Regions from separate parts of the Mus musculus genome. Here all the other regions are linked to region 2. Evidence: chromatin loops called from intact Hi-C (ENCODE). Cell type or tissue: heart. All regions are shown on one strand.

What was found. Hi-C counts contacts between places; a loop is a spot of excess contacts. Peaks named below come from ENCODE experiments on the same cell type or tissue, not always from the same donor. Only the 100,000 strongest peaks of a DNase experiment are listed, where the experiment ranks them.
Region 1: a loop joins it to region 2, with 2.7 times the contacts of the local background. A loop is called at or near these places in 2 of 42 quality-filtered maps.
Region 3: it touches region 2 in a loop (6-fold over the local background); 12 of 42 quality-filtered maps call a loop at or near these places.
Region 4: a loop joins it to region 2, with 15 times the contacts of the local background. A loop is called at or near these places in 2 of 42 quality-filtered maps.
Region 5: a loop joins it to region 2, with 5 times the contacts of the local background. A loop is called at or near these places in 10 of 42 quality-filtered maps.
Region 6: it touches region 2 in a loop (8-fold over the local background); 17 of 42 quality-filtered maps call a loop at or near these places.
Region 7: a loop joins it to region 2, with 6 times the contacts of the local background. A loop is called at or near these places in 11 of 42 quality-filtered maps.

The regions. Positions count from the first base shown.
Region 1 is chr11:61,430,790-61,434,789 of GRCm38, reverse strand. No RefSeq gene overlaps it. Among named protein-coding and RNA genes, the nearest start is that of Rnf112, 21 kb to the left of the region's middle. In heart, no CTCF peak of the experiment used is centred here; no DNase peak of the experiment used is centred here.
Region 2 is chr11:61,503,301-61,507,300 of GRCm38, reverse strand. It overlaps B9d1 (B9 protein domain 1), which reads right to left and starts at 2,157. Exons shown (of 7, transcript NM_013717.3): 1 at 2,030-2,157; 2 at 889-957. The coding sequence starts at 2,092. B9d1os (a long non-coding RNA gene) reads left to right here and starts at 2,215. Exons shown (of 1, transcript XR_141098.4): 1 at 2,215-2,916. In heart, a CTCF peak has its summit at 2,434; a DNase peak (open chromatin) is centred at 2,260; H3K4me3 peaks cover 1,445 bases; H3K27ac peaks cover 877 bases.
Region 3 is chr11:61,192,011-61,196,010 of GRCm38, reverse strand. Gm42080 (a long non-coding RNA gene) reads right to left here and starts at 312. Exons shown (of 3, transcript XR_879911.2): 1 at 205-312. In heart, a CTCF peak has its summit at 2,430 (motif pointing left); a DNase peak (open chromatin) is centred at 2,400; H3K27me3 peaks cover 911 bases.
Region 4 is chr11:59,898,287-59,902,286 of GRCm38, reverse strand. No RefSeq gene overlaps it. Among named protein-coding and RNA genes, the nearest start is that of 1810063I02Rik, 21 kb to the left of the region's middle. In heart, a CTCF peak has its summit at 2,007; DNase peaks (open chromatin) are centred at 96, 1,876, 2,356 and 3,906; H3K27ac peaks cover 2,743 bases.
Region 5 is chr11:61,347,905-61,351,904 of GRCm38, reverse strand. It overlaps Slc47a1 (solute carrier family 47, member 1), which reads left to right. Exons shown (of 17, transcript NM_026183.5): 15 at 2,366-2,460; 16 at 3,174-3,246. Among named protein-coding and RNA genes, the nearest start is that of Slc47a2, 7.0 kb to the right of the region's middle. In heart, a CTCF peak has its summit at 2,364 (motif pointing left); a DNase peak (open chromatin) is centred at 2,374; H3K27me3 peaks cover 1,270 bases.
Region 6 is chr11:61,618,815-61,622,814 of GRCm38, reverse strand. No RefSeq gene overlaps it. Among named protein-coding and RNA genes, the nearest start is that of Grap, 33 kb to the left of the region's middle. In heart, CTCF peaks have their summits at 1,583, 2,332 (motif pointing left) and 2,915 (motif pointing right); DNase peaks (open chromatin) are centred at 2,314 and 2,884; H3K4me3 peaks cover 1,660 bases; H3K27ac peaks cover 1,588 bases.
Region 7 is chr11:61,577,738-61,581,737 of GRCm38, reverse strand. It overlaps Epn2 (epsin 2), which reads left to right and starts at 2,051. Exons shown (of 11, transcript NM_001252188.2): 1 at 2,051-2,171. In heart, a CTCF peak has its summit at 2,073; a DNase peak (open chromatin) is centred at 2,387; H3K4me3 peaks cover 2,349 bases; H3K27ac peaks cover 1,731 bases.

The sequences.
Region 1 (4,000 bases), 73 kb after region 2:
ACGTTTTCACCAACGCTTGATTTCTTTGTATATGTATATAATACCCACACGTGGATTGGTAAGTCATTTTTGACTAGTTTCCCCGATGGCTGGTGATGTTGAACATTCTTTCATGAACCCACTGATCTTTTGAATAGCCGGAAAGATGTCTGCCTGGTTGTCTATGTTTGTTTCCGGTTTTGAAGTTTGTGAGTTCTATACAGGTTGTGGATGTGAAACCTTCATTAGTTATAGACCTTGTGGATATTTTCTCCTCTTCCAGAGGCTGCATTTCCAGCTGCTGACTCTTCCCTTCGCTGCACTGAGGCTTTCTACTTTGACAAAGTCCCATGTGTCTGTTTCTCACACTTTTGTCATATCAAAAATTCACTGCCTAGGCTGGAGAGATGGTTCAGCAGTTAAGAGCACTGCTTGCTCTTCAAGATCTGAGTTTGATTCCCAGCACCCACATAGCTGCTCACAACTGTCTGTAACTCCAGTTCCAGGGGATCCAATGTGCTTCACACATGCAAGCAAAATACCAATGCATATAAAACAAAAATGAATTATTAAAAACTCGCTGACCGTTTCAATAACATGAAGATTTTTTTCCTAACTTTTCTTTGAGTCTTATTCTTTAACCATTTTGCACTGATCTTTCTTTGCATGTGGTGTAATATGGAAGTCCATGTCCATCATTCTAAATGTTTGATATCTACGTTCCCAGCACTGTTTGTTGAAGAGACTGTCCTTTCTCCATCGTGTGTCATTGACACCTTGTCGGGGATCAGATGCATGTCCATGGGTTTATGTCAAGACTTTGTTCTGCTCCACTGGTTGATACATCCACTCTCATGTTGTTACCATGTTGTTTTATGTTATGGGTGGGGAATGCACTCTTGGTATTTGGTATTCAGCCTGGAGCCTTGGTTACCCTAAACCCGCATTCTACCAGTGAGAATCTACATCTTTAGCTACATCAGATCCGTTTTTTGCATTCTACTTATCTGCTTGTCTGTCTGTCTGACTGTCTGTCTGAACTTGGGCATGTGCATGCTACACATGGAGTCAGTTCTTTCTTCCCACGTGGGTGTCAAAGATTAAACGCAGGTCATCAGGCTTGGCAACAAAATGCCTTTACTCACTGAGCCCTCTCACTCACACCATCTATTTACTTATTTATTTATTTATTTTGAAACAGAGTTGCTAAAATGCCTAAGGTTGTTGAACTTGCAATCTTCTTGTCTCTGCCTTGTAGGCTAAAATTAGAGGTCAAGGATAATATATATATACATATACATATACATATACATATACATATACATATACATATACATATACATATACATATACATATATACACACACACACACATATATATATATCGACAAAAAGAAATGTGATACTTCTACAGGCAATTCTCTGACCAATGGCACATGTAAATACATGAACATGTTTGCACACATACAATTAATTAATTAATTAATTAATAATTAATGCAATTGGGAAATAATAAAGATGACTACAATAGACCAGGTGTGGTGGTGCACGCCTTTAATCCCAGTACTCCTAAGGCAGAGGCAGGTGGATCTCTGTGATTTTGAGGTCATCCTGGTCTACAAAGTGAGTTTCAGGACAGCCAGGGCTGTTACCTAGAGAAAGTCTGCCTCAAAAAAACAAAAAACAAATGACTGTACAAATCTCTTTTTGAGATGCAAACATAGTAGATTTGTATGTTAGCGGTGTAGTTTATACAGATTCTTAGTGCATTTTTTAAGTTTGAACAAGATTTTGGTGGACTCTTTAAAGTTTCCTGTTCTAACACAATGCCAACTTCAAATCAAGATAATAGCTTTACAGTTTAATGTTACCTATATTTTGTATATGCATGTTGTGTATATATGCATTTGCATGAGTGTTCATGTACGTGCGTGTCTGTAGAATAGAGTATATCTCTAAAACATTTTTCCTGAGGACTGATGTCTCTGTTGTTAGATTAACAGATGAGTTAGGAACTTGTGCTATATTTTAAGATTTAATTTATGTGCTATGAGTGGTTTGCTTGCCTGCATGGCTGTGTACCACGTACATGTCTGATACCTGCCGGTGTTCTGAATTGTGTGGGTTGATTGAAGAAAGAATGTCACTCCAGAATGCAACCAGGATCTGAGGCCGCAGGAAGGAGTAGTCCCCGTGAGCTGAAGCTGGAGCAACCACACTGAAACATAGTTATTTATTTAGTTACTTATTTATTTAGGTTTTTTGAGACAGGGTTTCTCTGTGTAACCCTGGTTGTCCTGGAACTCATTTTGTAGACCAGGCTGGCCTCGAACTCAGAAATCCACCTGCCTCTACCTCCCGAGTTCGGGGATTAAAGGCGTGAGCCACCACTGCCTGGCTGAAACATATTTGTTGATTGTTACACAAAAGTTGTTTTTGGATAAAATGAGCTCCTCATACCAAAGCCCCTCATCTAACCTCTGCGTTTCCTGAAGGAAAACATCAGCCTTCGCCATGTGTGTCCTTACTGTACACTGTTTGCTGTACCCAATAATGCAAGGCATGTCAGGTGTTCCAGGACCATCCTGTGACCAAGGTCATGCAAGGCTTGTGTTGTGTGCAGTTTTTATGCTACTACCTTGAGCTCTGGGAGGTGATTGTGCTCTGGAGCCCCCACTCATCTTGCTCCAGGAAGTGGGCTTTACTATCAGCCCCTTCCCAGCTTCCCTTGAATCCTGGGATAAAAGACAGACAGACAGAAAGCAGGCAGACAGACAGACAGCACACATGCGGGCCTGCCCGCACGCGCGCGCGCGCGCACACACACACACACACACACACACACACACACACACACAGAGTATGTTCTTTTGTAACTTGCTTTCTTGGCAAAATTGCTCAGCATTGATAGCTGTCGCCTGGAAAAGTGTGCCCTTACCGATTTATTATCTCTGTCTCTTCATCTGCCCTAAACTTCAGTGGCTGGTTCCACTTAGTCCCTGCCAAACATCCATGACCACCTGCCTATAGTGGTGGCCACAGTCCCCAGCTGCCCCCGAGACCTCACATGGTTGCTGCATTCTTCTTCCAAAGCATGGCAGAAAACACTCCACTCCTTCCTTGTGTCTCCTCTTCCTCTTGAGACCCAGACGTCCCACCTGTACCTTCAGCTCAGCAATTGGCCCCTGGCTTCTTTTACTGACAAACTGGGGACCAATTGGGGAACAGGACCTTAGCATCAGAACCACTCCCCACAGGCTTGTCAAGCTCCTTCAGAAAAACAACTACTTGCTCTGATGTCTACACTACATACAATGATTCTACTATAATTCCACTACAGGTACCTTGTTACAGGTCTGAAGAAGGCAACAGATCCCCTGCAACTGGAATTACAAATGGTTGTGAGCTGCCATGAAGGTGCTGGGAATTGAACCTGGGCCCTCTGTAAGCACAGCCGGTGCTCTTAATCACTGATATTGCTCCAGCCCCTGGGCTGATATTCTTAGTAGCTAAAGAAGCAACATTAGTGATCCGATGTAAGAAATATCTAAATTATTCATCAGTGAGATAAAAGTACAACCTAACCATTCTATTCTACCTTCACTTTGTGGGTAACGGATCTGAGATAAAAGTTTTCCATAAGACTTGGCTGTTAGCACGAATGTAAAATTGGGCAGCAGTGTAGAAAGCAGTAGGAGGCACCTCAAAACCAAAAATAGAGCCACGTATTATCCATCTGGTCATGTACCTAAAAGCTTTGGAGTCAGACCCTCTGAGAGTCTATGCACAGCCGTGCTAAGTGCTGTCACCAAAGGGGAGGCAGCCCTGATGTCCACTAACAGCAAGGGTGGTAAACCAACGTGCAGTAGAATGTCACTCAGCCTTCAGAAAGGGGGGCTCTGTCACATGCCGAGTGGGCGATACTTAGGGACATTATGCTAAAGGAAATAAATCACCATAAAAGAAAGGCTTGTGACTCTCATTTGGGAAGCTTCCCCAAATAGCAAATGGCACTCTGTGC
Region 2 (4,000 bases):
AGTCATGAAGTTACAGATGGTTGTGAGCCACAATGTGGGTGCTGAGAATCAAACTGGGGCCCTCTGCAAAAGTACCCATTCTAACTGTTCAGTCATTTCTCCAGCCCCAAAGGCAGCTTACAACATCCTATAATTACAGCTCTAGGGGATCTGACCTGTGGCCTCAATAGCCACTTGCATTCATACCCATACACAGATATATACACACACATAATTTAAAATGGAATTAATCTCTAATATATATTGAAAGCATTAGAAAAACCAAAAAATATTAACATGTCCGTGATACAAATGAAGAAACTTGGGCTCAAAGAAGTCGGGCTTTAATTTTATTTTTTCCATTTGTTTGGTATTATATATGTAGCCCAGCTTGACCTTGAATTCCTAGAGATGCTCCTGCCTCAGCCTTCTGTGCTGGATTACAGGCATATGCTATCCTGTTTGGCTTCCACTTTTTAAACTATTGTATAGTATCATAGTGGTCTGCACTGCAGCCGCTTCCTGTGGTAAAAAGACTCCTTAAAACCTTAAGAAGAGATCCTTCATTTTGTCCTGGCTCCTGGTTGTTTTCTGCTGCCTGAGAAGGGGCCATGTTTTGTTTTCAGGTGGGGGTATTGGCTGATGCTGTCCAAAGCCACTGGCAGGTGGTTCTCCAGAGCCTGCCTGGTTAGGCTGCTACTTGTCCCTCTCAGCTGCCACTAACAGACTCCAGGGGTACACCAGCGAACCCAGTAGTGACTGTATTCTATAAACTAGCTTTCCCCCAAAAACAAATGCAATGTTTAGGTCATCTCTGACCTTAGTGTCTACCTCTTGGTCTCGAATAGAAGGGTATGATTCAGGAATCACCAAAGCTCTAACCAGAGGAGGCCCATGAGTCCAACTTACCGCTGTTGGGGCCCAGTCCTGGCCATACACAAAGCAGTACTTGCAGTAGAGGTCATCATACTCTGGAAACTGAGAGAAAAAGTATACAGGATTCTGTCTAGAAAGGGCAAACTGGGCCCACACATTAGCTAGGCAGATGCAGTGGACAGGAATTAGGAACACGAGGCATCTGGGACTGAGGAGGTGGACATGGGTTTCAGGGCGGGCAGGGAATGGAAATCAGGAAGTCAGGCTTAGTCCCAGACTGCCAATACCCGTAGGTTATTTTGCTCAGGGTCTACTTTCTGTCTTGTCTTTCTCAGTCCACATGTGGTAGGCCCCTTGCCCATCTTTCAGAGTTCCCCTTCAGTCTCTAGCTGGCTTAAGGATCATTGCTTGGCTCCCTTCACTTCTCTGCATTTCTGCATGTGGGTACCTAATGTCTATCTGATAACCCTGTTAGACTGAAGAAGGAACAGGTTTCATGCCTCAGCGCATCTCCAGTGCTGGGCACAAATTAGCTCTACAGAAATGATGCTCACGTGAAACCCAGAAGCTACAGGGCCAAAGAACATGGCTAAAACTGAGGGTCCCGGAGAAAGGAAGGCCCAGGGCAGACGCCAAGGAAGGTGTCCAGAGTAAGCAGCCCAGACATCCTCTAATCGGATAGAGGAAAACAGGGAGGACGCAGTACCAATGAATGGGAAGGCAGGAACACCTACTGAGCTTCAGACTTGGCAGAACCTAAAGCATGTCAGCCAAACCTCAGAATATGTAGGAATAATGGGCATTTTCAACAAGCAGCCCAGAAGAATAATGTAGCAAAGTTCTGTCTCTTAGACGGACCGGGTCAAATCCCACCTTGGCCACTGCCTTCCGGTAAGTTCCCAGCTGTTAAATGGATCAGCTGAGTCTTCAGTCCCATTAGTCCTAGGCCACCACTCAACCAAGTAAACAGGATCCAAGTGGTACCAGCTGAACGCCTCGAGGTCTGTTTTCACTCAAGCTTGTCCGGTTCATCTACCTGGAGCCAAGGTTCTCAAATGCTGCTTCTCCTTTCCATTTATTTGAGATGCTCAGAGCATCTTGGCTTTCTAGGAGCTGAGCGAAGAGCCCGGGGAGAGAAACAGGCCGTCCCCGGGCGGAGTCCACGACTGCTTACCTGTGCGCTCTCTACCTGCCCGGTGATCATGAGCAGGAAGACGCTGGGACTTGCTGCAGCCATTGCACTGATGGGCCGGGAGACCGGCGCAGGCCGCGCGCTGTTGCCAGGAGGCTCTCGGTTGTCTTGGAAACAGACGGTAAGTCGTCTAGGACAAATTTCTCAAGCGGTGACGAGTTCGCTCAAAGGTAAGAGTGCGCAGGCGCAGTAGTCTTTATGGCTTTGGGCACTGTCCTCCGTGTCTGTCGCGCGGAACCTAACCCCCAGGGGCGGGTCCACGGACCCGCACTGTGTGACTTCACTCGTCTGGCCATGCTTGAAGCTCGCAGGCTGCAAAGCTGGATGTTGAGAAGAAGCAGCACCGGCACTCAGGCCCGCGGAAAGTCACGTGCTAGAGTTACCTCTCTCCAGGTGGTGTCGCTGTTGCCACACACAGCGACGGCAAAGACGCCATCGTTGGAAGGCTTGGTGCGCGGGAGTGGTCCAGCGGGCATCACCCAGCACATTGTCTCAGGTGAAGAATGCGCCCTTCAGCCCTATGAGGCTCTTGTCATCGAAACCCGGAGACTCCATTTGTCCAAGTCCCGCGTCCTGCATGAGAAGCTGGAGCCCACGGAACCAGTCACCCAATTTTGGAAAATCACTGGTAGCTCAGGGATGTCAGAGCTTGGTCCCAAGCCACCAGCATCCTTTTCGGTAGACACCATTGTTAGTGCTTGGATTCAACTGCACTTACTCTATCACTGTCCAATTCAAGGTGGCTTAATGCGAGCTTCTTGCCTTTAGATCCCCAGCTCGACTCTAGGGGCATTGAATGCCTGGTCCTCATTGCCCGGCCAGTGCAAAATATTTGGGAACTACTTCTTTAATAAATAAAATTGAACACATCTCAGTTTTCTGGAGGGCGTGACTGAAATCCAGACCTGGAAGGTAATTTAGCCATATTCGTTACAGGAATTTAGCTGCAGAATCAGACTTCACTTTCAGAGCTTATAAGGAAACATCAAAGAGCACATTAATGATGAGGGAGCCTGGAAACAAACGGATGCAGATGTGTATACTTTAGGGAGCTCAGCCTGCAGTAATGACACCAGGTCACGCTAACTGTTAGCTTGGAAGTCAGTTGGCGGGATTCCCAAAGCCACCTATGGGGAAGAGGAAAGGCATGTGGTCACAGCGTTCTAGGTGGGCCGAGGTGCAAGCATGTAAGAAATTCTTTTAGCTTAGAGCCAAGAGTCATACAAGCAGAGGCTCTAGGCCCCTCTCTCCTAGCCGGTGGCTGCCACTTGCTGTTCTTTACTGAAAGCGTTGGAAAGATACAGGCTACTGAAAGGAAGCCTTCTCAATCCCCAAATTACTCATTAGATAAGGCTTTTCTGTCCTAAACCAACAGGATGAGACATTTAGGAAGAGGTCTGTGCTGGCTAGTTTTTTTGTCAATTTGGCACAAGCCATAGTTATCTGAGAGGAGGGAACCAAGATTGAGAAAGCCTCCATGTGATTGGGCTTGTAAGCCTGTTGAACATTTTCTTAATTAGTGATTGGTGGAGAAGGGCCAGGCCCACTGTGGATGGTGCTACCCTAGGCTGGTGATCCTGAGTTCTATGAGAAAACAAACCTGGGGATGATTTCAGTCACTGGTACCTGTACTCTCTCAGGCCTTTTCTGTCCTGTAGGAGAATGTTCCCATCTAGTTACTAAAGGCATCCATAGCAGGAGATACCGTATGCTCCTGGTTTGGGCATATGAGTGAAGCCATAAGTCTTCATCAAGGAACCCTCATTTTATAAAATGTTTCATTCTCCTTATCACTGCAGAGGTAAGATAATGAAAAGCATCCCCAGGCTCTCACCCAGCAGCTGTAGAGTGCTCGAGGACCCTGGTAGATGTTCTGGTGAGTTTTATGTCAATTTGACAAAAGCTAGGGTCATCAGAGAGACAGGAGTCTCAGTTAAGAAAATGCCTCCTGGG
Region 3 (4,000 bases), 310 kb after region 2:
CTTATTCAAGACAATGCTTGAACAGTCTTAGCTAAAGCTTTAAGAGAAACAAACACCAGGGATACAAATGTGAAAGGAGGGCATCTGAGAATCCTTATCCGTAATCCAGAGAGTTGGTGCAATCTCTATCAAGGTACCAATGGCATTATTTACAGAAACTGAAAAAAAAAAAATCCTAAAATCCATGTATAAGCCACAAATTACCTTGGATCGCCTAAGCCGTCCTGAGCTGGAGCAGTGCTGGACAACTGGCTCTGGCGGTGCAGAGAAAGGGGAAGCTGGTGAACTGACCAGCTCAGCTACCACCCAGGCCCAGAGCCAGGGCTCTGAGTTGGCCCATCCCAGAATCTATATCATCTACAAACGGTTGGGACACATGAAAGGGCCAGTCTCGATGATTCAGAGCTGCAGGATCTTCACAACATGGGGCGACAACAGGATAACTGGGAGGTGTCCAGGTGAGGATCCGATATTGATGGTGTCACAGAAGCCAGGGACCTCGAACCAGGCCAATGACTCATTGCAGTGAACATTTGCAAGTGAAGATGTGTGGACAGAGTGGGACACACTATGACACACTGCAGCTTGCATGGGGAGATCTTTTCTATTCTTTGGGGTTGTTTAGGTGTTATTGGGGGGGAGGTTGCAAGAGTGAAGGGCAGATATGAGGGAACTGGGAGCTGAGTGGGACTGGGGTGCATGATGGGAACCTCACAAAGAATCAATAAAAGGTTTTTTTTTTATTAAAGATTTATTTATTTATTAGATGTAAGTACACTGTAGCTGTCTTCAGACACCTCAGAAGAGGGCACCAGATCTCGTTACGGATAGTTGTGAGCCACCATGTGGTTGCTGGAGTTTGAACTCAGGACCTTCAGAAGAGCAGTGAATGCTCTTAACCACTGAGCCATCTCTCCAGCTTCCTCAATAAAAGTTTTTAAAAAAAGGAATGAAAGAAGAAAAGAAAGTTGGCCAATAATTGCATCACAGTAAATGTTATTTAAAACTGAAAATGCTATGAAGGTTGGCTTACCACCTTGACCTCTCATGAGATGATAATTTTCGGCACATGTTCTGGGAGGAGCTACTATTAAAGTTGACCCCTCTCCTGGTGACTACTTCTACTGAATGTCATTTTCATCTTGATCTGGGTGCTTTATGTCTTCCACTGGGTTCCAGTCCGTCGCTTACAATCTGCTAATAGATTTTAGAAAGACCTTTTCTAGGTAAATCCTGTGCTTCTGGTAGCGCCTGCACAATGGGCTTGCACCTTCTGTTCCCTTTCCTTCATTCCTGGGATGTCAAATGCTTGTTTAAACCTGACCCTTAGACTCTCAAAAAAGCATTTATTTTCCTTTCTAACAAGAATGCTCCTTTATATCCACTCTGAGATGCCATCTCATCACAGCACAGTAAGCTGTAACCATGCCCTCCAATTATTCTTTCAGCATAATTTTAAAAATCGACTCTGAGGATCCCCACATGCAAGGCACTGTGACCTCTTAGCTGTGAGAAGGATGTCATATGCCCCTCTAGACTTGTCCACTAGCCTGTCTGTCTCCATAACCTTAACCCCAGATGCCATTTTGATGCACACTCAAGCACCCACTCACCTTTGAGCGTCTCCACACAATCTACACCTCCACCTGGCAATTCTGCTCCCACTTCCTCCCCCTTAACATCTCCATCTCCCTCTCTCACTCCCCTCCTCACATATCCACTTTAGAATTTCATATATGGGACTGAGGAGACAATTCTCCTCAGAGGACTTCCTTCCCTTCATGAGATGGCTAAGGGGGACGTTGGTACCATCTGGTTACAGGTCCCCTCTGTGTCCCAAATACAATCCGATGTGGTCATTTAGCCAGGATCCCTATATTTTCTTTCAGGAATTCAGAAGACACACTGTGACTTTTGGCCTAACATGACAAGATGGTCTGTGTCGTCCCCACCACCTGCTGCACACATAAGCAACCCTGAGACTGATCTTTAGTGTAGACGGGTTAATGGGTTCATACCTGTAATCGAGCTACAGCGGAGCCAAGCTCCTCTGGTTGCCTGATTTGGAACCTCACTGATCATATCAAACCACGGACATAGAAAGTGATGGGGGGGAAGGATCCGCCAAATCCATTTTAAAAGCCACTACTGTAACAGGTTGTGGGGATAACACAGGGAACTCCAGACTCAGACCAGCCTGGATGCACATTTTATAAGACAACCCTCTTCAAACTTTAAACAAAAACTTCAAATATCACGCCAGTGACTCTGAGACCCTCTTCCCACTTTATTAGGCATGGCCTTCAATGTCTATAAGAGACCCTGAGAGCGAGAAGGGTCGGATGGAAGTGGAAAGAGAGAAACAGTGAGCACGGGATGCTTCTGCGGCAACTGTCACGCCCAGTGCATCGCAAGAGGTCCTAGCGCGCCATCTAGTGTCTGTGTGCTGCAGTCTCTCAGAGTGGAGCAGGCCAAATCCAAGGACAACTTCCTCTGACTGTGGTCCACCAAGAATGCCCAAATTCCCATGATAGTCTAACAGATAAGAAGGAAGTTTCAGGGCCATAGAAAGAACAAAGAACAGATCACAGAGGGATACTCACAGCATCTTGTGTGCTTTGCAAGAGAAACACTAGGCCTGTGAGATGGCCCAGAGGGTAAAGGAGCTTGCCGCCAAACCTGACAGCTCGAGTTTGATACCTGGGGCCCACTTGGTGACAAGAGAGAACTAATTCCCACGTCCTCTGACTCGTGTGTTTGTGTGTGTGTGTGTGTGTGTGTGTGTGTGTGTGTTGGCATGGGCACCCACGTGTACCCAAATATACAGTAACAACTTTTAAAACCTTTTTTAAAAAGGGGGCTTCCATGAGATCATGTCTAATCTGCAAAGTAGGAAGGGGGAATCTCTCTCTCCTTGCTTGTGTGGGAAGGCCAGCCTCCATCTAAGGACCCCACACTCTGGTCAAATGTAGCTCAGCAGTACAGCACTTACCTATCATGTATGAGGTTCTAGATTTGATCTACAGAAATGGAAGATGGGGGGAGAAAGAGAGGAGGGGGGAAGGAGAGAGAGGAGGAGGGGGGAAGAAGGGAGGAGGAGGAGAAAGAGAGGAGAATGGGGGAGGAAGAGAGGGAGGAGTGTGGGAAGCCACATGTGCCGTTGCAGAGTGGCACTGACTACTGCTGGCCACCACGCATAAGATTGGACAAACAACCAATGTGTACATATGCAGTAAAGTTTTTTGCAAAGACACTGCCTGGCCCAGGCATGATAATGAGGTTCTGTAAGGTACTGAGAGTATAACCAATCAGATGTGAGACATGCAAATGAGGTATGATAATGAGGTTCTGTAAGGTACTGAGAGTATAACCAATCAGATGTGAGACATGCAAATGAGGTATGATAATGAGGTTCTGTAAGGTACTGAGAGAGAGTAGCCAATCAGATGAGGAACATGCAAATGAGGCTTAGTGCATAACCAATCCGGGTGTGAGACACGCCCCTCCTAGGCCTATAAAAGCAGCACTAGTTCTGGGCTCGAAGTCTTTTCGCCTCTACAATCAAGCTCTCCCAATAAACGTGTGCAGAAGGATCCTGTTGCAGCGTCGTTCTTCCTGGCCAGTCGAGCGCGCGCAAGAGAGGAGGGAGAAGGGGGAGGAGGGGGCAACAGAAGATGAACCATAAGTTGATTGGTGTCTAAGCTGGATGATGCTTACTTAATGATTGACTATATTTTTTTCTATATATATTTTTGAAGTACTGAGACTAGAACTGAGGACCTCACTCATGCCAAGCAAATACTTTGTCTGTAAACCATGTCCTAGGAAGGATGCTTAAAAGGATATTTTATCTGGAAAGAGATTCAAATATATAATTCTTGAGATTTGTTTTATTTGAATTATAATTAGGTATGTGCCTGTCTGTATATATGTACAGGTATGCCTGGAAGAAAGAGGTGTCAGATCCCTTTGGAACTGGAGTCAACTGCTGAGCCATCTC
Region 4 (4,000 bases), 1.6 Mb after region 2:
CACAGCATGTCCTCAAGGACACAAAGGTCACCAAACATATGCAAGTCTGGCTTTAGCTGTGATCTGAGTCTGGACACAAAACCTTCTGTGACACCGTCAGAAATTACGTCACTAGTACAGGTCAGGTGCTAGTCAGGCAACACAGGCTTTCGAGACTCCCAGAAAAGGCAGCTCTACTGGGGCTCATTGTGTCCTTGGGGGCCACAGGAGCTTAAGAGCTTCCTGGGCCAGGGCTCTGCATCCTTTGTCTTTGTCTCCATGCCACAGCTCCAAGTGCCAGAGTAAGAAGAAATGGGCCCCGTGGACGGATACGGACAATCCTATGTCAATCCTACAATTGACTTGACAAGGATGCATGCAAAGATGGGGCAGGTCACTTGGGCCTCAGAGCAGGCATAGTGGCACACCACAGGTCTGTAATCCTGGAATTCTGGAGGCTGAGGTAGAAAGTTCACAAGTTCAAGTACAATCTGAGCTACTTAGTTAATTCAGGATCATGCTAAGGTTATGTAGTGAGACATTGTCAAAAAAAATAAAAAAGGAAGGAAAGGAAAAGAGGGAGGGAGGGAGGGAGGGAAAGAAGGAGGGAAATAAGGAGAGAAGAAGGAAGGAATGAAAGAAGGAAGGAGGGGCTGGCGAGATGGCTCAGTGGTTAAGAGCGCCGACTGCTCTTCCGAAGGTCCGGAGTTCAAATCCCAGCAACCACATGGTGGCTCACAACCATCCGTAATGAAATCTGATGCCCTCTTCTGGAGTATCTGAAGACAGCTACAGTGTACTTACATATAATAAGTAAATAAATAAATCTTAAAAAAAAAAAAAAAAAAAAAAAAAAAGGAAGGAAGGAAGGAAGGAAAAAAGGCCTAGAAAATGAGCTTTCTGGGGTGTTCTGTCTGCTGTCCAAATTCTCACTCCAGGACAAGGACAGGTTCACATAACTTCTCAAAGCTCTTTTTGGTCCTGGCTGATGCAGTCAGGCTAATGTTGACCCAGGAGTTAAAATGTCTACAGAGACATGTCACAGTGTTTCCTGAGCTACCATGAAGGAGGCCCAGGTCACAGCCTCCCCTCCATTGCCAGCAAACCCAGGCCATCTGCTTCTCAGCTTTCTTTCCCAAATGGTCTTGAGAAGTGTCCAGAACAGAGCAACCACTCCACACTCTGCTGTGATTCTTACCATTTCATTATACAGAAGGAAGTCTGAGCAGACCTGCTGTGTGGGGCTGGCTTCCGCTTCCTCAGACACAATTCCTACATGCTGCCTGAGAGTCCCAAGGTCCTCCTTCCAACCAAGTAAACACAAAGCAGGTTGCAGGGAGAAGGGATACAGGGAAGTAGACATGATCCTTCACTGGGTGGCCTCTGTCCATTTTCCTCCAAATCAGTCCCACTGGGAACTCCTCCGGTCTCACATTAATGCTGGGCTACTGCGGCTGGGGTAGGGGATGTGGCAACTCTCCATGGTGAATGTGGAAAGTTCCAGCAAACCCAGGATTTCCAAAACACATGCTTCCTACCTTTCCAACCCTGAGCAAGTCTCCTGACTTCTCAGCCCCTCAAACTCTTCATCCTGAAACTGGGCACTGGGAAATTCAACTCCACATACAAGAAACCAGGCATCCGGTGAATCTTTGGCAGGGCTAGCCTGTGCCATTTTCTAAATTAGATATTAGTGTCCTCCTCAAAGACTGTGCCTGACATGGGCAGACCTGAAACAGCCCATTGGCATCAGCTACCAGAGCTAGCTGCTCCTAGGCACCAGTCCTTCTGCCAGGGACCATTCTGGCAGCTGGCAAAAGCCTCTAGGGACAACCGGGAACATACAGGAGGTACTGGAGAAGGTTCAGTGAGGGACGCAATTCTGCAATCTCCCCGTGGGACGATGACAGTGGGATGTTATTTCCTGCAGGCTTGAGGGGCTCTGTGCAGGCCAGAGCCCTTTAGGGATGGGCACATGTGTCATAAATGGCAGCCTGCCCCCTCCTTCCCTGCCTCTGGGTCCTTTCAGTTCCCTGTCATGTAGCCAGGTGGCTTCACCCAGCTGCCAACTTGCCAGCCTCTTTGTCCTCCTCTGCCCCAGCCTTTTCCCGAAAGCTGCATCCTCAGGATGCAGTGTTAATTGAAGTTCTGATTGCTAAATTGTCCTTGGAGCTGAGCGGAGCGGAGCATGGAGGGCACCGTGGAGGCAGCTCTGGGCTGGGTCCTCAGCTGCCCTGCTGGGCGGGGAGTGGCTATAAGAACAACCCAGCACAGCCACAGTGTGATGCCAGCACAAACATCCTCCAGCCTCAGCCACCCACCCAGCTTTGACTGTTTTCCTACCAATGCCCCTGAGGTCGTGTGTGAACACAAGGAAGTTGATTTTTTTTTTCCCTATCCTATTTTTAAACCTGGCTGGGCTGGCAGCGGTCGCCATTCAGTGCCCTGGCCTTATTTTCTAGCTGCTGCAGACAGACAGTCCACAGAGAATGGCCCAGTGACACCTCTGCTGGCCCTGGAACCCAGCCTGATGGCTCTGGGTGGGTGTTTCCTTCACAGCCTGGGAAAATCACTGGCTCCACCCCCCTGGTACTGAAACTGAGGTTGAGAAGAGATACCACCACCACCACCACCACCACCACCACCACCACCACCACCACACTACCCATTTCCAGAACATTCCCGTCATCCCAAAGAAAGCTCATTTAGATCTCTGGTTCCCATCAGCCTGAATTCTGTTACTGTGGTGATTCTGCACAGCTCCTGCAAGTCACCCCTCAGCCATCCTCCAGGCTGTAACCTTAGTGAGGGCTTTCTCTCCTTTCTCCAGGTCTGTCCAGTTGCACATCCCACAGGGGATGGTGGGACGATCTGTCTGTCTGTCTGTCTGTCTGTCTGTCTCTCTCTCTCTCTCTCTCTCTCTCTCTCATTCACTCACTCTGGTGAGCACTGCTGTTGTAGCTATTGGGAGAAGCTTCTGTCTGGACTCCTGGTTTGTGTTCTGTGTGGATGTCAGGCTAGGGTTGCCAGGCCTCTGTTGAACTGTTTAACGTCTTGAAGCTGAGCTTGCTAAGGGACTTGTTCTCTCTTTACTTGAAGGTGGAGTTTCAGGTGATGGCAAGGGGCTTTTCTGGGCAGCAGTGGCACCCCAGGGGTCAGTGTGGGGGCCAGACCCATGTGGAAAGCCTAGGTCACAGTGGAACCCAGGTTATGCATTTGACTCCGTGCACTTATGTCCCATGGTCCCCTAACTAGGAATATCACACCCCGGCATGTCTTCTGGGTCTCAGGTTGCTGTGTGCTGAAAGACAATCATGATAATCAGGAAGTGCCTGAGCACTTGGAGTTATCTGGTTCTAAGGTGAGTATCCCAGCAGACATGGGTTGACGGGTCCTGGGAGTAGGGACCCTGGCTCTCTGGCATCTCCCACACCTACTGCCTGTGAGCTGAGGCCCACTGGGCCCCCCCAGGCCTTGTTACTGTGCTTATGTTCTGCCTCGCATTGAACAGCTTCCTCAGAAAGCTTGGGGAATCCCATGGGCATATGTTTGCTCAGCACCACACACTCTACCTGGGTCTGAGCTCAGCTGGCCGGTTTGACTACACACAGACTGTTTTGTCTTGCACGTACCTTGTGGTCCACTGTGACACCTCAGCTTTTCTGGTCTGTTTTCTTGCCTTTATTTGAACACCTGGACTTATACCTTCTTGTGTGCTCTTTGGAAAATACACCACTGGAGTGCATACACTGGCTGCTGCTTCCTGTGGCAGAGGTGACCGTGCACGGGCCTGGCAGCCTCTCCAGGGCCCCACAGAAGGATAAATGGCATTCCATGGAAGAGCCTGGCAGTGAATCCTTCCAACACTAGAGTCTGGGCAGAGATGGAAATACCCATCCACACGACATATCCACATGATAAGCAGAGCTCTTCTGTGCCCAAAGGCCACCTCACACTGACAGGACAGTTTCGAGGGCATCATGAGGTATTTGGCTGAAGTCCAGCATGATTATGGGTGGGT
Region 5 (4,000 bases), 160 kb after region 2:
CCAGCTTTGGTTTCTAAAATAATAATTGATAATTCACTGGCTGTGACTAAATGGTTACAGGAAAGCCTAACTGTTGTCTTTGGGGTGAAGGACTGACTGACTTGGGCGTGACTTGTTTGAATCCATCAGTGTGGCAGACTTGGAGGTGATTAGAAGTCATCTGAGGGCTGCTGAGGGCCTCCAGTCTCACGTCTTAACTTGTGTCTTTCCATTTTCTCAAGTTCAATAATATTTTAATTAAAAATATTGGGGTTATCCAAAGATGGAGATCGCCAGAGTTCTGTGGCCATGAAGGTGTGGCTGTTATTTAGCCGAATTTCCGGTGTTGTTCATGGCTTGGATACGCTGACGGCAGGCCAGTGGAAACATCAGAGGAGTCTGGATTTTGAGTAGTATTTTTATTTAACACAATTCCAAATCATATTACGATAACATGCAATCAGTACAAAATACCAAGAAGACATTTTGTAGTCTTTTTTATATTTTTATTAATATTATTTTAATTGACAATATTAATTTAATTGACAAGCACAATTATGAACATTTATGGAGCACAAAGTAATGTTTTGATATAGCAGAGAATGTGGACTATTTAGGCCAAGGTAATTAGCTTATTTATCTCCTTGCGAGGCTATCATTTTATACAGTAAGTGATACATCTGAAATTTACTTAAAAAGAAGTTCTATTATAAGTTTGGCTGTGCTGAAACTCACTATGTAGACTAGGTTGACCTAGAACTCACAGAGAATTCTGCCTCTGCCTCCTGAGTTCAGGGATTCCAGGCATGCACCATCATGTCCAGCTACATCCAACTTTGTTTTGTTGTTATTGTTTTTTTTTTTTTTTAGAGTCTTCCCATGTAGTCCATGCAGGTCTTGAACATGGGATCAGCCTGCCTTAGCCTCCTAAGCGCTGGGATTACAGGTGTGTGTTCCCATGTCCAGCTGAGTTAAAATTTTAGAAAGGAATCTACTTTAAAATATAGATACATCTATATCCCAGGGTCTATATTTGGCCTACTTACTCATTTCATGAAGTGTATCTGTTGTGGGCAAAGTAGAGGGAGCTGGGGATTCTTGGAGGGAAAGAGTGGAGGCCCTGGGGAGGTGAGGGATGTGTGAGACCTGTACTCAGTCATTCTAGTGGCCTCTTAAATAGAAATACAGTAAGGTTGGTTTTATCTTTCCTGTTGCCAGCATTAGAGTGTGCAGCATGTAAGAGGTTCCCCGCAGTGCCTCAGAAGGCTGCAGGTTTTTACAAGCAGACTGATTAATCACAATGGCTATCAATTTCCTGTATGGTTTTTCAAACATGTAAATTATGGCTCTGCCCAGAGAATTCTGGTAAGCATCCTGCATCTTTTAATAGGGATTATGGCATCAGCGAAAATCAAGTCTGTTACTCAAATTACAGCCTGAGCTAGGCAGGTATTTCTGTTAAAAAAAAAAAAAAAAAAAAAGTTTGGAATGAGAGTGTGGTTTCTAGGCAAAACTGGGCATTCGTTTGAAGGAGGAAGCCAGAGGCTTTTCTTACTCCATCCTAGACCTGGCAGGTGGTTACTGATTCACTCCTGAGAGAAGCCTGCTGACCACTCCTGATAAATAAGATGTGAGGGCAGCTAGCACCAAAGAGCAGAGTAAAGATAAGCCTTTGAATTACAACTCAAGGCTTAGCCTCAGCCCTTCTATGGATTTGTATTTGCAAAGTCTGTGTATTCGGATCCCGTTACATAAGGGAATCGCCCCATCCTGTGTCCCGTCCCCCCCCCCGCCCCCCCCCCCCCCGTGTGTCTTGGCAGAAAGTTGAAAGGTAAGCAGAGGAGTAGGAGAGGATCATGGGGGATGAGGGTGGCTCAGGTGTGTCCTGACTGGTCTTGTGTGGAGGCAAAGTCAGGGAATCTGAAGAGCAAGCTATATAGTCAGATAACATGGGGCTCTGGGTTCAGTGAGAGACGCTGCCTCAAGACATAAGGTGGAAAGAAACCCTGCCTCAATATTGTAGTGGAGAACAATTAAGGAAGACAGCTGATGACAGACTCAAGCCTCCCTACACATGCACGTGTGCCTTCCCAAGTATCTACACACATGTAAATTTACAAACATGCATGCATAGGTCATATAGGTAAAAAAAGTTCATCATGAAGCAGTAGTTTTTCAGGAGAAACTATTTCCTTACTACTGGCCCTTTTCTTAATATCCAATTACCATAAGCAGAAAGGGTCCAAATAACTTCCTGAACCTTTTGCTCTGGCATGAATCCCGTCAGGTAGCCTTAGCAACTCTACCTTGCCTGATTGCCTACCAGTACTGACTTAGTGTGGCCATTGTCTCCATGAGCTAAGCTGTCAAATATCGCCCTCTGCAGGCCTGTGGTCAGGCATCATCATCTGCACTACCTGTCAGACCACGTGCTTCCTGGCTTTTATTGCTCGGCTCAATTGGAAACGCGCCTGTCAACAGGTAGGTAACCGTCCTCACTGTTGCCTGGGTCTTTCTGCAGATGCCAAACCAGACCAGATGTGGCAAGCATTCTTTCGTTTTGAGAAGTTTTTTTTTTCTTATGCTATTTTTATGCTTTTTAATTATTATTAGGTTTGTTTTGTTTTAACTGGATTTTGAGGTGAAGGGTTGTGAGACCCTGGCCCCGATCACTCCCCTTTGTTTGCTCAGTGAATAGTAAAACAGAATTCCATTTCTGGTCTCTTGCAGTGAAAAGCCAGTTTCAGGAGAAGAATTGGAACTAGAGATTTTCTCCAAGTTCATCCTAGTACTGTGTGTGTGAGAGAGAGAGTGGGGAGGGAGGGATGGAGGGAAGGGAGGGAGGGAGAGGGAGAGAGAGAGAAAGAGAGAGAAAGAGAGAGAGAGAGAATGCTTCCTCCCCCCCACCTTCCCAGGGTCAACATGAGGTCTGGGAACATGGGGGTAGACAGGGCAGTTGAAGTAAGAAGATGAGAAGGGAGAAGGGAGCATTCCAGCGACCTTGGTTGGTCCCTCTTAGATCTGTCTACTCCCTCCCTACCCAGGAACCTCTTCAGTCTTTAGGAAGTCACAGTGAACCAGAGCAGCTTTGTCTCAGGTGTCAGTCAAGGGACATGGCTTCTCCTAAGCCAAGTGGCCATGCTTAGCAAGGCTCCCTGATGCCACCCGAACTTGAGTTTCGCTGACTTTTCTAGGCTCAAGTACATGCCAATTTGAAGGTAAACGTGGCCCTGAATTCCGCTGTCTCTCACGAGCCTGCTCACCCAGGTAAGCTACAATTTTCTCAGCTCTGGGGCAGACTTGCAATATAGGACTGGAGGGGCATTTGTGGGACACATCTGGATTAGCTTCTGTGAGCTCTCCCTGAAGCAAGGCACTGACGCTTCCGAAACAGATGTCAAGTCGAGTTATACCCACTCTGAGATAAACTGACTTAGAGTTTGTTTGCTTTGATTCCATATATTAACGGACTGTGTTGGAGGGTTTAGGCTTCTTAGGCCCTCTGTTCATCTTGGTACCTCTGCAGGTATTCTATGGGCCTTTCTTTTCTTCTTAAAAGCATATTGAAAGTGTTTGGTCCATATGTAATAATTTTGTTTACTTCTGGGGTACAGTAGACATACCACTGTGTGTATAAAACCAAGTACTTCTGAGGGTAGTAGGGTCTGGCAGATCATATTTATCTTTCCTTTATGCTGGGTTGCAGACATTTCCAATACTTAATGTTTCTATGTGAGGAGCAAGTCTTGGAAGCTGGTTTTCGCATGCTTGTTTTAACGGGGGTCCCTGTGGTCAGCTAAGCATCACTCACTTTAAGTAGGTTCTTGCTTGGACCTTTGCATCATGCAAATTACATTAGGCTGTTTTTTTCTGTCAGTCTGGTCATTCTTCCATATCCCCGGTTCCTTGAACAATTAGTTATTAACCTTTCACTCCCATGAGGGAGGTAGAGTGGCTTCCTTCTACCTTCCTGCAATCTGCGGCTGACACGACAAAGATACACAGGAGAAGAAGAGTATTT
Region 6 (4,000 bases), 120 kb before region 2:
ACTGGGGTTCTTTGCATCTCCCAGCTCTGAGGTTACAGACACAAACCACCACTTTGGACTTTTAAAAATATTTAGTTAGGTAGGTAGTTCATTTGTTATATGTGTATGTCCACCGTGTGCATGCAGGAACCCATGCAGATCAGAAGAAGCAATGGATCTCCTAGAAATGGAGTTACTGGGTGGGAGTTGCCATGTGGATGCTGGGAACTGACCTTGGGTCCTCTGTAAGAACAGAAAGTGCACTTGAGTGCTGCGCCATCTCTCCAGCACCCTCCAGCTCTTACACAGCTGCTTGGATTCACACTCTCGTCCTCACATGTCCGCAGGAACCACTTTGCATTATTTTTTTTGTTTTTGTTTTTGGGTTTTTTTTTAAAGATTCTAGATGGTTTTGTGTGTATGAGTGTTTGCCTGCACATATATATGTGTACCACAAACATACCTGGTGCCTACAAAAGCCAGAAGAGGGTATTGGGCCCCTTGAAACTGGAGTTACAGGTGGTTAGGAGCCACAGTGTGTGCGTGAGAATCCAGGCCTGCTTAATCCCTTAGCCATATCTCCAGCCCCTGTCTTAAAACAGAACCAACAACAAAAACAAATTTATTTTAAAAGATCAGTTGCAGACACACAACCACATACACTATGCTGGTGAGTTTTTCTGCGACAAGCTAGAGTCATCTGAGAAGAGGGAACAGCAACTGAGAAAATGCCTCCATCAGACTGGCCTGTAGGAATGTCTATGGAGGCATAGTTTTTGTTTTTGTTTTTGTTTTTAAGGTTTTTTTTTTTTTTTTTTCGAGACAGGGTTTCTCTGTGTAGCCCTGGCTGTCCTGGAACTCACTCTGTAGACCAGGCTGGCCCTGAATTCAGAAATCCACCTGCCTCTGCCTCCCGTGTGCTGGGATTAAAGGCGTGCTCCACCACGCCCAGCTTTTCTTTTTTTTTAAAGACAGGGTTTCCTGTAGTCCATGAAAGTTCAAGATGGCCTTGAACTTCCAAGGATGGCCTTCAATATCTGATCCTCCAGCCTCTGCCTCCAGAGTGCTGGGATTAAAGGTGTATGCCACCGCACCCGGCCCGAGACATATTCTTAATTAATGACTGATGTGGGAAGGCCCAGCCACTGTGAGCAGTGCTACCCCTAGGCTAGTGGTCGTAGGGGCAAAAGGACCATGGGGAACAATCCTGTAAGCAGCTCTCCTCCCTGGTCTCTGCCTCAGTTCTTGTCTCCAGGTTTCCACCTTGAATGCCTGCCCTGACTTAATGATGGGATGTGAGCCAAATAAGCCCTTTCTTCCCCAGGTTGCTTTTGGCCCTGGTGTTTCATCATAGCGACAGAAATCAAATGAAGACACACATAATTAAAAATAAATCTTGAAAAAAAAGAGTAACCAAGGAAAACACCCATTGACCTCTATCCTCCACGTGTGCACACGCGCGCGCGCGCACACACACACACACTATTTATTAACCATTTTTAATAAAGCTATGGGACAATCCTTGCACCCCTAAATTTTTAGGTAAATATTTGTGTATTTTATGTGCATGTGAGTGTGTTTTGAGAAAAAGTCTGCAGGTGCAGAAGCTAGAGCCTCCTGCAGGTGGTGAGGACAGATTTTTTTTTCTCCATATTATTTCTGTTTGTTTGTTTGTTTGTTCGTTTGTTTGAGACGGGGTCACTCTGCATGGGTATGTATGCCAAACTGGTGAGTTCTGCTTCCCTCAGCCATCTGAATGCTGGGATGAAAAGCATGTACCACCACGCCTGGCTTTCCCATTCTACCATTCTGTCTGTCTATATCTACCTACCTACCTATCCGTGTGTGTGTGTGTGTGTGTGTGTGTGTGTGTGTGTGTGTCCCAGCACGTGAGAGCATTCTCACTGCCACAGTGCGCTTGGGCAGGTTCTTGAGTCTATTCTCCTCTAAGTCATCAATATAGCCTAGATTTTTTTCCTAAGTGCACTTAAAAAAGAAAAGCTCTGGGAATGGAAGCCAAGGCTGTACAAACGTTAGACAACTTCCAACTCACCGCTTTCCCTTTGCCTTTTGACTCTCTTGACTTTCTGCCCAAACCCTCCTTCGAATCGGTTTATCCTCCACCATCACACCACCCTCTTCAGGTACCAGTTAAGTAAAAAAATTCCTTAAGTTTCTTTCACTGAGTAGAGAGACCCATCCCTTCACAGGCTCAAGAACCAGGCGTCCAGGGTGCGCCTTACTCGGTCCACAACGGACAGTTTCAACGTGTAGGAGTGCGGTGGGAAGCCGCATGCGCAGGGACGAGCACTTTCCCCGCGATGTGCAAACAGCACCACCGCCCTTCTGCCCTCTTGCGGCAGGCACCTTAGGCCTCCCTCCTGCCGCCGTTCTGGATGCTCAAACCACCAAAACCCAGCCCAGCGCAGGCATTTGGCCACCCAGGCTGAGTTTCCTCAGATGTAGAGACCCACACAGAGACCAGAAAGTAAAGTGTGTGTGGTAGCTGCAGGCAGGGTGGGGTAGGGTGCAGACCCCCAACTGTCCAACCCACGGAACTCAATCTCCAAGTTTCCAGTTTTGCCCTCAGACCCAGCCCCCCCCCCCCAGCTCTGCGGACTCAGCACCCACCCCGACCCAGCTTTTGGTATCCCAGCTTCCCCAGCTCCCCATCCCCCACCCACCCACCACGCCCAGCTCCCCAGCCTCACAGGTGGCCGTCACTCCTAGTCTCTCTGCTCCCTAGTTCCCCAGTTCCCGACTCTACAATCCCTTAACCCCGTTCCCGCAGTATCTCAGCCCCACAGCTCTCTAGACACCCCCCTCCCCCAGTCCTCCCCCATCTCAGCGCCCCCACCCCCCAGCATCACAGGGCGCGGTCGCGAGGGCAGTTGGCCAGGAGCGGCCAGCTGGGGGCGCTTCTGCCTTGCGGTTCCTGCGCTCGGGAATTTTCCACCCCAGGAACTCACAAATTGTTCTCCCATTATCTGATTTAAATAAAATGTGTATGTGTGTATTTTAAAAAGCTCTGATGGGTCAGGCTCACTGAGGTAACAATACAAACAAGTACTGCCAACCAAGAACGCGACCAAACGCTGAAGGAGCCTGGCCTCAGTCAAAGAAAGCTTGCTCTCTTCCTAAAGGAGATGGATAAACAATCGGACAGCAGGTTTGATTTGGTTTGGGGTCAACCCGCTGTCACTGAACTGCACCCCAACCAAAGATGGCAATTCTTCAGAATTTAAATTCTAATTCAGATGCTCGTAAGGAAACCCATGGTTTCATAGTGATATTGTGTTTCAAACAAAACAAAAGAGACACAGAAAATGAAACAAAAATTCACAGACCATTACTCTTTCTTTTACAATACTTCCTCCTTCTCCTCCTCTTCCTCCTCTTCCTCCTCCTCCTCCTCCTCCTCCTCCTCCTCCTTCTTCACATTGAAATGTAGACAGATGTAGTTGTGCATGGCAGCCTGTGCCTTTAATTCCAGAGCTAGGAAACTAGAGGCAGCTTTTTCTGAGCTCCAGGCCAGCCTGCTCCACAAAGTGATTTACAGGCCAGCCAGAGCTTCATAAGACCCTGCCTTAAAGATAGATAGATAGATAGATAGATAGATAGATAGATAGATAGATAGATAGATAGATAAAAAAGGCATAATAAAAACAAAGCAAACAAACACACTGGTGGCTGTGTGGTAGGGACTCATACTTTATATTTCTGTACATGTTCAAAAATTGCTAATTAAATAAAATTTAGTCTTGTCCACCTGTAACCCCATTATCCAGATGGCGGTGGCAGAAAGATTGATGCAAGTTCTAGGTCAGGCAGAATCTCTCTATCCAGTACATTAATTTCAGTACGGGGACAGAGTCTGTAGGAGACAATGCAGTGTTTGAGAAAGAATTAAAGTTGTCCTCACACCATGATGTAATGAACAGACCGACAGAGCGAGCATTAGGAAGAAATTGCCAGATCAGCGTGTGCTGCATGGTAGAGCATGCGCTTTGTACACACGGGA
Region 7 (4,000 bases), 74 kb before region 2:
AGGCAAACCTCTCTGGTCTCCTCTCTTAGAGCTACCCTGTTCTGTCTAATCATGTCTCTGTATGGTGGCTCATTCTTCATCAAATGAACACACATAGGGAGTAGGTCAGCTTTCTCTGGGTCTTTTGAGTCTTTACTGCTGAAGGCTTCTGGCCACATCAATGATCAAGTCAGCTGTATTTTGCCCACTCCTGTTAACTAGTCTTTTGTTACAGAAGTGGCTGTTACTTTGTGATAAGGAACAGAGAAATCACATTTTCTGAAACCCAATGGGCCAGTTCAAAATGGAACTATAGTTTTTATGGCAAAGCAGGTACATAACATGTGATTTCATTCATTAATCCAGGGACACACTGTAGCAGTAAATTATGGGTCAGGGCTTCCAGCATCCAGAATGTTCTCCAGCTAGACTTTCAAAAGAAAAGTGACCACATGACCTTGTGTTAGGGGTGGCCTCCAGCTTTAATATATCGTGGGCCGAGAAAAGGACTCTAAATTCCCTGCTTTTGAGACCCAGGTGCCTTTTCTTTCTTGTGAATTTGTGAGTTCTTTATAGGAAAAATGTACTTGTGGTTCTGAGAAGTACAATGACCTGCAAACTCTCCTTCAGTGAGCAAAGGCAGAATGAAATTTTTGGGCATAGATTGGTTACAGAAATTGTCTTAGGGTTTGCATTGCTGTGAAGAGACACCATGACTAAGGCAACTCTTTTTTTTTTTTTTTTAAGATTTATTGATTTATTCTATTTAAGTATACTGTAGTTGTCTTCAGACACACCAGAAGAGGACACCGGATCTCATTACAGATGGTTGTGAGCCACCATGTGGTTGCTGGGATTTGAACTCAGGACCTTCAGAAGAACAGTCAGTGCTCTTAACCGCTAAGCCATCTTTCTAGCCTGGCAACTGTTATAAAAACAACATTTAATTGAAGCTGGCTTACAGGTTCAGAGGTTCAGTCCATTACCAACATGGCAGGAAGCAGGGCACAGTCCAGGCAGGCACACTGCTTGAGGAGCTGAGAGTTTTACATCTTAAATTGAAGGCCAACAGAAGAGTGTCTTCCAGGCAGCTAGGAGTCTCAAAGCCCACTCCCACAGTGACACACTTCTTCTAACAAGGCCACACCCACCCCAACAAGGCCTATTCTCCTAATAGTGCCATTCCCTGGGCCAAGCATATTCAAACAACTGAAATAGTTCCCTGTACTCTCCCCTTGAGCCCTGATTCATGTCCTAGACCCTGTTATGAGGGCTCTCTGCTAGCAGTTTTGGGGTCTAGCCTTCAGTTCTGACCCTTCTGAGATCCTCTCTTGGGGAAAGAGGGAAAGGACTCTCCTTACCTTCTTGTATAAGGCTCTGCTCTCATCTCTGGCCTGCCTCTGTGTGCTGTAGCTTGGCATGTGGCCGGCCCTACATTGCTTTGTTGGGTGCATAAGAGTGAGACTGCAGGCTTGCAGTTGGGGTTGCTAAATCCCAGTATCCTGATGAATCATGGGAGACTCGAGCGGCCGAGGGTTCAACCACTTGGGCTGCCAAAGTTCTGGACTCAACCTTTTTATTGAAATGCACACACAGAAAAGTATACAAATCTGAAATATGCATAAGTGAATCTTCATGAAGTGAACGCACTTGTAGCAAAATAAATCAACCCTGTCTGGCACCTGGCCTCCTTCCTGTCTCTTCATCACAACATTTTTCACGTGCAAGAGGAAATACTAGGAGACCATGGTTCTGATTAGGCTAGGCGGGGTTCTGTGCTTGAGGATTTAAGGGAGGAGCATGGATTGATGGTTAAGGTAGTTATGTATGCCCTGGGGAATTGTTGAGGTAGGGGGGATGTGTTGGACTCTGAGTTAGGGCTTCATAAATTTGTTAGGTTTGTGTAGAAGCAGGAGCTATTTAGAGAAGGCCTTGGGGGCATATGTGGGAGGGGCGGACCGGTTTGGAGGCGGGGCCTAGGAGCGAGGCAGGGCGGAGCCAGTGTGTGTGGGAGGAGCCTCCGCGCTCGGAGGGCGGGGCTCGCGCGCGCGCGCTCGCTGCCGGCGCGCCCCCTCTCGGCCGCCATGTTGGCTGGCGTGTGGGTGTCAAACGCTGCACAGGCTCGGGTCGCTCCCGCTTCTCCCGCGTCGCCGGCGGCTGCAGCCTTGCACTCGCGCTGGCCAGGAACGGAGGTGAGCCGGGACTCGCGGGGCTTGGTGTGGTGGTGGCTCGGGAGTCGGGGCGGGGCGGGGCTGCGCGCAGACCTTCTCTTCCAGTGCGTGGACGCCCCTAAGAGCACCGGCTTCCCCCTCGCCGGCCGGGGCGTGCACCGTGCGGCCAGCCGGACCCCACCCGGCTGGACGGCTCAGCCAGGCCCCGCCCCACCTGAGCCCGCTCGGAGCCGAGAGAGAGGCGACGTCTGCCTCCCGGCTTTGGCTCCTGTCCTCGCCTCACACCTCAGCGACAGAGCCTTCAGTTTGGAACAACCCCGCCCCTCCCCAGAGCGTGCTCGCCCCTCGAACCGGGTCCGAGCCGGCCGGCCCTCCCTCAGGGGACCGGGGGAAGGGGATACTCTTCCCCACGTCTTTCTCGCCCCCGGGACTGGATTCCCCTTCCCGGCCCCCACTCCACAGCACAGCGGGGACGGGGGCGGCGAAGCCAGGCTCCAGCTGCCTTTTGTTCCGCGTGGGATGGCAGAGACCTGGCGGCCCTGTTGGGCGAGTCCGGGTGGGCGAGCCGCGCGTGGGGTCGGCCTCTTCCGGGAGACCCTCGCTCTCCCGTGGGCCGGCTTCGTCGGAGCGCGAGCCGAGCGCGTTGGGAGAGGCAGGCCATTCCTAGAGGAGTCCGGGCCAACAGGTTTTTGTTTGCAACCTGAAGTTGGCCCAGTGGTTTTGCAGGGGGAGCAGATTGTCTGAGCTCCCTAGAAACCCTAGGTCGGCCGGTGTAAGTCTGTTGCTTGGTCTCGGGCCTCAGTCCTTCCCAGCGGCCTCTTCACTTTAGTGCTGCCTTGGGAACGCATTTGAAGTCTATGTTTCAGAAAAGATAGGATTTAGCTATTCTTGTGTTTTTTGACTAGGGGAACTAAGGCCCAAAATGTGTTAGCTTGCCCAAGGTCATCTAGGGATAGGGTGTTTGACACAGCTGGAAGCCCCAACTCTGGGACACTTAAGGATTTCTTCAACGTTTAGGATTCCCCCAAATCGCTTGCCTGCTATTTTTAACATTCATACAAGAAAATGGGCAAGGGAAGATGAGAAAGAAGTGTGAATTCTTCTTTTGCACAGTCAAGAAAATACCCTGTGGAAGAAGGGATTGAAATTGGGTTGAAATGATTGAAAAAGGTGAATTTCTTTGATCCATGTCCCTATTATGTAATATAAGAAAGACTTAACGGGAACTTTGTGGTCTTGTAACTCTAGATTTAGAGTGATAGCGGCAGATACTGGATTCTCTCTCGGTGATCGGCTTTGCATTGGTAATTAAGCTTTCCATCTATGTATTGTTGGTAATGAAGCTCTTGTCTGTATTTAAACGAGCTTGGGAGGAACTGCAGCTTTTCTTAGGGCATTTGTGATTAATGATTGTGTTGGGGAAACACCTGTAGGTCTTGGTTTTTTTTTTCTTTTTTTGAATGTTTGCTTTTGTTATGTTTGTGACAGGCTCTCACTGGGTAGTCAGTCTGGCCTGGAATGCACAGAGATCCACCTGCATCTGCCTTTTAGGGTGGAGATATTAAAGATGTGGGCCACCACACCCAGGCTGCTTTTGTGACTTTAAAGTTTGGTTTTCCTAGTTTTAAAGTTAGGCTAGTTATGTGTAACTGTGTGGCTGGGTTGTTGTTTCATAAACATGAATTGCAAAGTACTGTTCCACATGGGTTGATTTGAGTAATTTTGTTCAGTATTTGGATTTTTCCCTGAGCCCTGAGATAGAAGGATGGGGGCTGTGTTGGTCTCCTTTCGCTGCGGGGTGTATGGTGCCAAACATCTGAGTTACCAAGAAACGAGAAACTTTAAAAAAA